3 separate regions of the Mus musculus genome follow, and regions 1 and 3 are each linked to region 2. The links are chromatin loops, found by intact Hi-C in ENCODE. Cell type or tissue: gastrocnemius. All regions are shown on one strand.

Region 1 (2,500 bases), 210 kb after region 2:
GAGTCTCTAGGGAGAGCTATTAAGATGGGGAAGGAAATGTGGGAAGAATACTCAGAAACTAGTGTGCTGAGATTTGCCAAGCCAAACTGGGAGGTAAGAAGCACTTACTGGAGGATGAGAAAAGGGATCTAGAAGACAGCGAGTATGAGTTCAGAGAGGCCAGTAGGAATGGAGGTCACTGCACACGCACTAAACCAGAAGGATGGGAGGGCAGCCTTCCACACTGGCAGCTGAAGGGTAAACCAGACCACACTTATGGACAGACACTGCACAAAGGCAACGAAAAGCTGAAAGCTATTCACACCTGGTAGTTGTTTTTTCTAGGAATAAAAAAAAAAAGTAACATTCAAAGATGACTGTGTAGCCTTGTGTGAGAACGTGTTTATTAAAGTTCAATTGTTGATCACATGTGTGAAAGCAGAAAAGAGAATACTAGAGGTGGAAGTGCGTGAGCTAGAGGAGGAGGGCTGGGGAGAAGGAAGAGGAGGAAAAACAATTCTTGTTTGGAAAATGCCATGATGAGACCAATGCTTTGCTCAGTAACTTAAAAAAATTAGTTACTTTTAAATTACTTAAACATAAGAGAAGTTAAATAAGATAAGCATACATTTACCTTGAAAAGATACTTTTTATGCATGCAAGTATGTGCACACACATTGCGTCACATCTGCCATCCCCAGCATGGCTTGGCCATGGAAACCTGAGTAGGGGCAGCAAGGATGGACACACGTACACAGAAAAGCTAGAGTTGTGTGGAATGTGCCCATTTTGATGGAGCCATACCTATTACAACAACCAGGAACCTCAAACTGTTTATTATGTCCAGCCACCAAGGAGGAGAAATTAGCTAGTCTCAGTAGCTGTGGATGAGCAGTCTCAGGCTCAAACACCCAGGAGGTAGCTGCATTGGCTAATTTTTACACACAGTAGTAAATCCCTCCTCCTCAGACCAGGACCAGGGGAAGGGCTTTCCTTTCCTAGAGGAGGAAGGCTTTGCCAGTGTCACGTGCCTTGGAGGCCTTGCTCCTTGACATGGGTGGCTCATGCCAAGGAACGCCGTGACCCAGAACTGCATTTGTTCAGGACTTCACTCCCTCCCTATGCATGGCTGCTTGTCTGTGAGATCATAACATGGGTGTAGCCAGGAGGGCACCAGATGCCCTGGAACACAGATTAGAGGTGGCTGAGAGCTGCTGTGTGGGTGCTGGAAACCACCTGTCTCCTCTCTATCCAGATGCAGTCCTTTGTTCCTTGGGGCAAATGTCCCTCCCCTCTCCCTTGTCCCTTTCTTCTCCCCTTCCTCTACCTCCTAGGTTTGTCCCTTATCCCTGCCCTCTGTCCCTCTGGGGACATAAATCTCCTTTGTACTGAGAGCCCGGTCTTGGGTGTCTTGTGCCCACTGCTGGTCCCTTCAGATATAACACAGTCATTAAAATGTTAGGAAAGAATAACCTATATGAGAAAATGTTCACAGTAAGTGGAAATTGAAAAACAGTTTATTTATTCCATGTGTGAGGGGAAATGGGTTGAGCTACGGTAACGTGTTTTCATCAGTTATCTTATTAGTAAAAGTTCGGATGACTTAAAAACATAGTTACTTTTCTGCAATTTTCAGATCATATAAGACTGTTTCTCTGTACCGGCAATATCCTGAATATTTTAAATGTTATTATTTCACCTACACAAGAACTTTAATGGGTTTTAAAGATAGGGAAACAGGCTTACAGAGGACAAATTAATTTAAACCTGGTTGAGTAGGGGGCTGCTAAAACTAAACTTTACACACACACACATATGCACACACACGCATATACACATACACACACATATACACACACATACACACAAACATTCTCACACACACATACACACATGCACATACACACACACACATACACACACACAGGCACACACATATACTCACACACATATACACAGACACACATGCACAGGCACACATTCTCACACACACACACACACACACACACACACACACACACTCACGCACGCACGCACGCTCTCACTCACACCATTTTAAAAACAGAAAGCAGTGTCTACATGGTGATCATGTTACAAGGTAAAGTGGCTCCTCACTGAGACCCAGTCAGTGAGAACACTTGAGCAAAGCATGGTGGTAGCTGGGAAAGAGAAACACTGAAAGTGAATTTTAATTTCCCAGAACCGGATGCAGCAGGGAATTAGACGTGGCTGTGCTGATGGGTGTGCTGAAAGAGCAGAGCCAATTGAAGCTACACACTACACTATTAAAAGTCTTCAACCTCTCCACCTATCTCCCATCTTAGCGAACACCAACAACCACAACTCCGAGCTCCCATCCCCAAATCTCCCATGCCAAAAGCTACTGAAGGGCTTTGACTAATGTTAGAGCTCTTCAGGAAAATAAATGGCAGAGAAGTGATCGTAGCTGCAGCTTCAAGGATGGCAAAGCTGCCTTCAAGAAACTGTAAGTGGTGTGGAACAAAATGGCAAGGACTAGAAT
Region 2 (2,500 bases):
AGAAGTTATTAACATTTCTATCTTCCTTTTATAGACTCATACCATTAGCTCTCTTGAAGCTTCGCAAAGGATTTTCTTTCTTAACATTAAAACAGTTTCTTTCATAAACGTAGACCTGGGGGCTGGTTACTGGGATAAGTGATAGAGCCCTTGCTATTCTTGCAGAGGACCTAGGTCTGATTCTCAGCATTCATAAGACATCTCACAACTGTCTGTCACTCCAGTCTAAGGGGACCTGATAATCTCTCCGGGCCTCCATGGGCACAAAGCACACACATGGTACACACCGTAGACACATATACACTAAGGTAAAGCACTTAGGCACATAAAACAATAAATAAATAAATCTAAAAATAATAGAAATCTACATTTTAAGTAGATTCTGATAACACTACATTCTGATTATCAATAGGATATCAATATTTACTTATATAAGCTTACCAGAAAAGGTAGATTGAATCATAGATACTATTTTTTAAATTCAATATTCTTTTCTTTTTAAACTTATTTATTTGTGTGGGGGCACTGTGTGGCTTCCTGGAACTGAACTCAGTTCCTCAATCTTAGCAGTAAATGTCTTTACCCCCTGAGCTATCATGCTAACCCAACAAATACTATTTTTGAATAGAGAAAACCACAGATTTTGGTGCCAGGACAACTTACAAGATGTTCTTTTTATAGGCTAATGCATCTTGAAGCAATTAAAATAAATAGAATTCTTTCAGGAATAGATAATCTTGGGGCCTGGAAGGTTGGTTCAGCAGTTAAGAGACCTTGGTACTTTTGCACTGGACCCAGGTTTGATTCCCAGTAACCATATGGTGGATCACAACCTTTGTAATTCAAGTCCCAGGGAATTTTAACACCCATTTCTGGGCTCCTTGGTACCAGGCACACATATGGTGCACTTACATATGTGTAGCTCAAACACACAGACACATAAAATAATAAAATAAATATATCTAATAGGATATTTTAAGAAAAAAATATCTGTGTGGAACTTAATTCCTCATTTTATTACTGGTTCTGTTGTTCATACCAAAGGCGACAGCTTCCCATCACAAATGGATTTATGTAGCACTTATAGAACAAAGAACTTTATAAAGAAAGGTTTCTCACTCTTTCCATTTGATTGTAAAGAGAACCTAACCTTCCACAAGGGGGCATCTTTACACCATTTGGTCTCTGGGAAAAACCACTTTTTTCTTTAATGTTATTGTGCCTTCTAACCACACCTGGATAGAACTCAGAAATAGATGAAGTGAAATAAGTGACCCAGAAAAAAACAAGTATCACATATTCTTTGATACATGCACATCCTAGCTTCTAACATTATGCATGTGTGTTTCTGTGGAAGTGAGTTAGGTCATGGAACCAGAAAGGGGCCCTGAAGAGGGAAGGAAAGAGTTTTAAGGAATAAGGGCAGGAGAGTAATGAAGTGCATACGACTTTAAAGTGGAAGGGCAATACTGAAGGTGGAAAGATTCAAACAGGGATGAAGGTCAAGGAGGTGGAGGTGGGAGGATTTAAACAGGGTTAAAGGTCAGGGAGATGGGGGTAGAAGAACTTAAACAGAGATGAAGGTCAGGGAGACGGCAAGCGGTCAAACAAAACAAGTATATATGAAAATTCTTATGGAACCTATCACTCTACATGCTAACTAGAAACAAACAGCAACAAACCTCTTGTAGCTACAGTGTAAACAATTCAGACAACCGCAATCACAAACATAAGATTAAAGTAACAACTGAGAGATGGCACAGAATGTATGCCTCAGGGTGTGATGCCCACAGGCTACAGCATCCCCTATGGACTATTCTCTGGATGTGATACCCACAGGCTACAGCATCCCCTATGGAGTATTCTGCTCAGAATGACCACTCTGAATGCAATCAGGAGAAGGGATCAGACAGACACAAAATAAGGACTGTTCTAACTTTCTTTTAAAAAAAAAGTTAATTTCTCAAAAATCTATGTCATCATAGTCAATAAAAGCCAAGAAAACTTTTCATATTTAGACAAAAGAAACCCATGATAAATAAAGATAGCATACTAGTTGAATCTAGTGGGATCTTGTGCTGGAAAGGGGAGGAGAACAGAGCTGTAGAAGGCATCATTGAACCAATTAGCAACATCAGAAAATAGATGGTAGAGTAGAAAAAAGGAATAGGATTGATGGGAAGTCTGCTGAAGTGGTTATCTGAAAGACTCAACCCTGTTCTTAGTAAATACGACTCAACACTGTTTTTAGTAACTACCAACTAGATTATTAGGGTAAAATTATTAAATACGGTAGGGATAGAAAACAGTTCACAAACTATGTGTGCATTCTTCATATATATATATATATATATATATACATATATATAATATTCATTTATATATGTATATGTATACATATATATATATATATACATATATATAATATTCATTTATATATGTATATGTATACATATATATATATATATATATATATATATATATATATGCGAGTGCACAT
Region 3 (2,500 bases), 220 kb after region 2:
TTATATGAAATGGAATAAGAAGGGTTGAACTTTCTACTCAGTGACTTGGTGATAATTTTATTTAGTGTCTCATGACTAACTCAATGAGAACCCCCACCCTCACCCCCAATCATTCAGCTCAGGTCATCTAGCTGGACAGCAAGTACCTTTATGATCCGTCTCCCTGAAACTCAGAAAGATATCATGGTCACAGGAAAGTCTCAGTAGATGCACACAAGGGAAAGGCCTCTGTGTTCTTTACCGAATTAGGTGGCTGGCCTTGATCAGCATCTTTGTGGGTTAGAACTCCAACTGTCAGTTTGTTGGGGTAGGGAGGGGGGTGGCTTCCTTTAAAATTAGTCATGGGGTTTGCTCTATCCTTGGTTCAAATCTGTTTTAACTTGGGCTATGTATTTGAGAGGGAGAACTCTGGATCGCACCTGCTAGTTGAATTTGATACAATGTAGCATGGATTTCTACCCAGCTTTACAGTAAGTTCTGACAGACTCCTAGGGTTGTACCAGGCCCTTTACAACAGCCCTTGTGCATATCCCAGGACTCTCTAGCTTGTAAAGGTTGTTGTTGTTATTGTTGATGTTGTTGTTTTAATTACTACTATTACTAACCTATTTTATTAAATTATATGTATCACGTATTTGTGTATGTGCATGCAAGTCTGTGGGGTGCCCAGAGGACAAATTGCAAGCTTCCTTCTTTCCCGCTACTATAGTGGTTCTGGGGCTTGAAGTCAGGCTATCAGGCTTTGCCAGGGCTGACTTAGCCCACTGAGCCACCCTGCTAACCTATAATATTTTTAATTCTTATAAAAAAAAACTGACTATATGCATTGACATTGCCACAGGCTCCTTTTTCTGTCATTTAGAATTGGCAGTTTGCTGAGCCTCAGAGAGCCGGAGCCCTCCCCACTCTGAAGCAAAGTGACTGTCTTAGGAGATACCAGACGGCACTGACATTCTTCCCGGCAGCTTGTGGGCAGTCAAGCAACCCTTAGAAAGCTGTGTGAAACCACACCACAATTTGCTCTTGAATGTACCCTGGCATGGTCAGAAGAGCACCCTCACCTCAGCCAAGTCAGCCAGAGCACTGCACCAGGATGCAGGCAGAAGGAAGGGAAGCTGGAATCACCGGCAGGAATGTGTAACTACACACAGAACTCAAAAGGACATCTTATTTTAGAAAAGAGAAGAAAAGGATACCTAATTGCATGGAAAGGCTGTAATTTCAGCAGCGAGCGCACCTGCTTATGTAAACACAAAGTGACAGATCCTTAGCTCTCAATAGGCAAATCGGTCGTAGACCATAGAAAGAAAAGATGCCTACTGCCAGCTCCAAAAAAACACAGCTGGATAGGTCGGTGCACAGTCCAGGGCTAGGACGGCCTCTTTGCTGTTCATTTTTATTGTACATGCCAAGGGAACACTATTTTAGATGTTGAGGATACATGTTGGGGGAGGGGCGCCGTGCCCGCTCCAAGCATGCTGTGGGGCTAGGGGAGAGGTGAGGGACCACATGCTAACAGACGTAAGGATGCTCTTTCAAGAGAGACAACCAAGGAACCTAATAGCCTAGGGTAGCCTTCGGCTTGCCTAGAGAGCCAGGCTGTGCCAAGAACTTAGGACAGGCAGTGGGGTAGGAGGGGTAAGAGGTAACAGCCAGCTATGTCAGCGTGATTTTTAAAGTGTGGGAAAACTGGAGCCATGAGAACACAGAATTGGTAATTTCACAGGTAGAGAAATCAAACACATAAACATTGGACAAATCTGAAATATTCTAGTTTTAAACCGCTCATTTGCAATGACAACAGACGCAGGCTAAAATGAACGTTTCTCTACTGCAAAATGTGCGAGCGCTCCCCGCTGTGGGATAGGAAAGTGGCATTTTCAATTGAGCAGGACAGAGGTCTAACGGGCTCCCCTCTCCAAACCCCCACACCTCACTAGCCTCTCATGCAGGTCTTGTTGAATGAAGGAAGTTCCCCATCACAGAGAATTTGAGAAAGACATATAGACTCATATCTAGAATGGGCTAATATTTCCCACTGTGAGAATCTCAGTTCCCAAGAGGAAGTCCAGTGGGAACATTTACAGTGGCCAGAGTCCATCCACCTACCAGCCCTCCTTGGAGGAGAGCTGGGAAAACTGGAAGCAACTTCACTTACCCTCCTGGGTGGGCCAGCCGCGCTCCTAACCAGCCGGCTAGTGTACTGAGTTCTTGCTGTGTCATGGGCTCGACGCTCGGTGCTCTAGAGACTACCTCATTAAACTTTCACTACAACCCTGCCAGACACGTACGCTCACTGGTGTGCCCTCGAACACTCTAGCAACAATCTAGACCACCATCATAAATATTTTGCGTAGGCAAAACTTCAGAAGTCACACGCTAAAAAAACGTAGACACACCGAACACGTGCATTAAGACTCTTTTTATTTGTTAGAGACCAATCAAAGAAGACTCCGAGTTTCTTTGGCATTCAAGACAAAAGAAATAAAAGCTAGCATCT

What was found. Peaks named below come from ENCODE experiments on the same cell type or tissue, not always from the same donor. Only the 100,000 strongest peaks of a DNase experiment are listed, where the experiment ranks them.
Region 1: it touches region 2 in a loop (4-fold over the local background); 18 of 42 quality-filtered maps call a loop at or near these places.
Region 3: it touches region 2 in a loop (4-fold over the local background); 17 of 42 quality-filtered maps call a loop at or near these places.

The regions. Positions count from the first base shown.
Region 1 is chr3:69,490,047-69,492,546 of GRCm38, reverse strand. The region is part of intron 1 of Ppm1l (protein phosphatase 1 (formerly 2C)-like); the gene reads right to left. Among named protein-coding and RNA genes, the nearest start is that of Gm52607, 29 kb to the right of the region's middle. In gastrocnemius, a CTCF peak has its summit at 1,402 (motif pointing left); a DNase peak (open chromatin) is centred at 1,066; H3K27ac peaks cover 430 bases.
Region 2 is chr3:69,700,772-69,703,271 of GRCm38, reverse strand. No RefSeq gene overlaps it. Among named protein-coding and RNA genes, the nearest start is that of Nmd3, 20 kb to the left of the region's middle. In gastrocnemius, a CTCF peak has its summit at 1,155 (motif pointing right); no DNase peak of the experiment used is centred here.
Region 3 is chr3:69,483,300-69,485,799 of GRCm38, reverse strand. The region is part of intron 1 of Ppm1l (protein phosphatase 1 (formerly 2C)-like); the gene reads right to left. Among named protein-coding and RNA genes, the nearest start is that of Gm52607, 22 kb to the right of the region's middle. In gastrocnemius, a CTCF peak has its summit at 1,112; DNase peaks (open chromatin) are centred at 989 and 1,466; H3K27ac peaks cover 193 bases.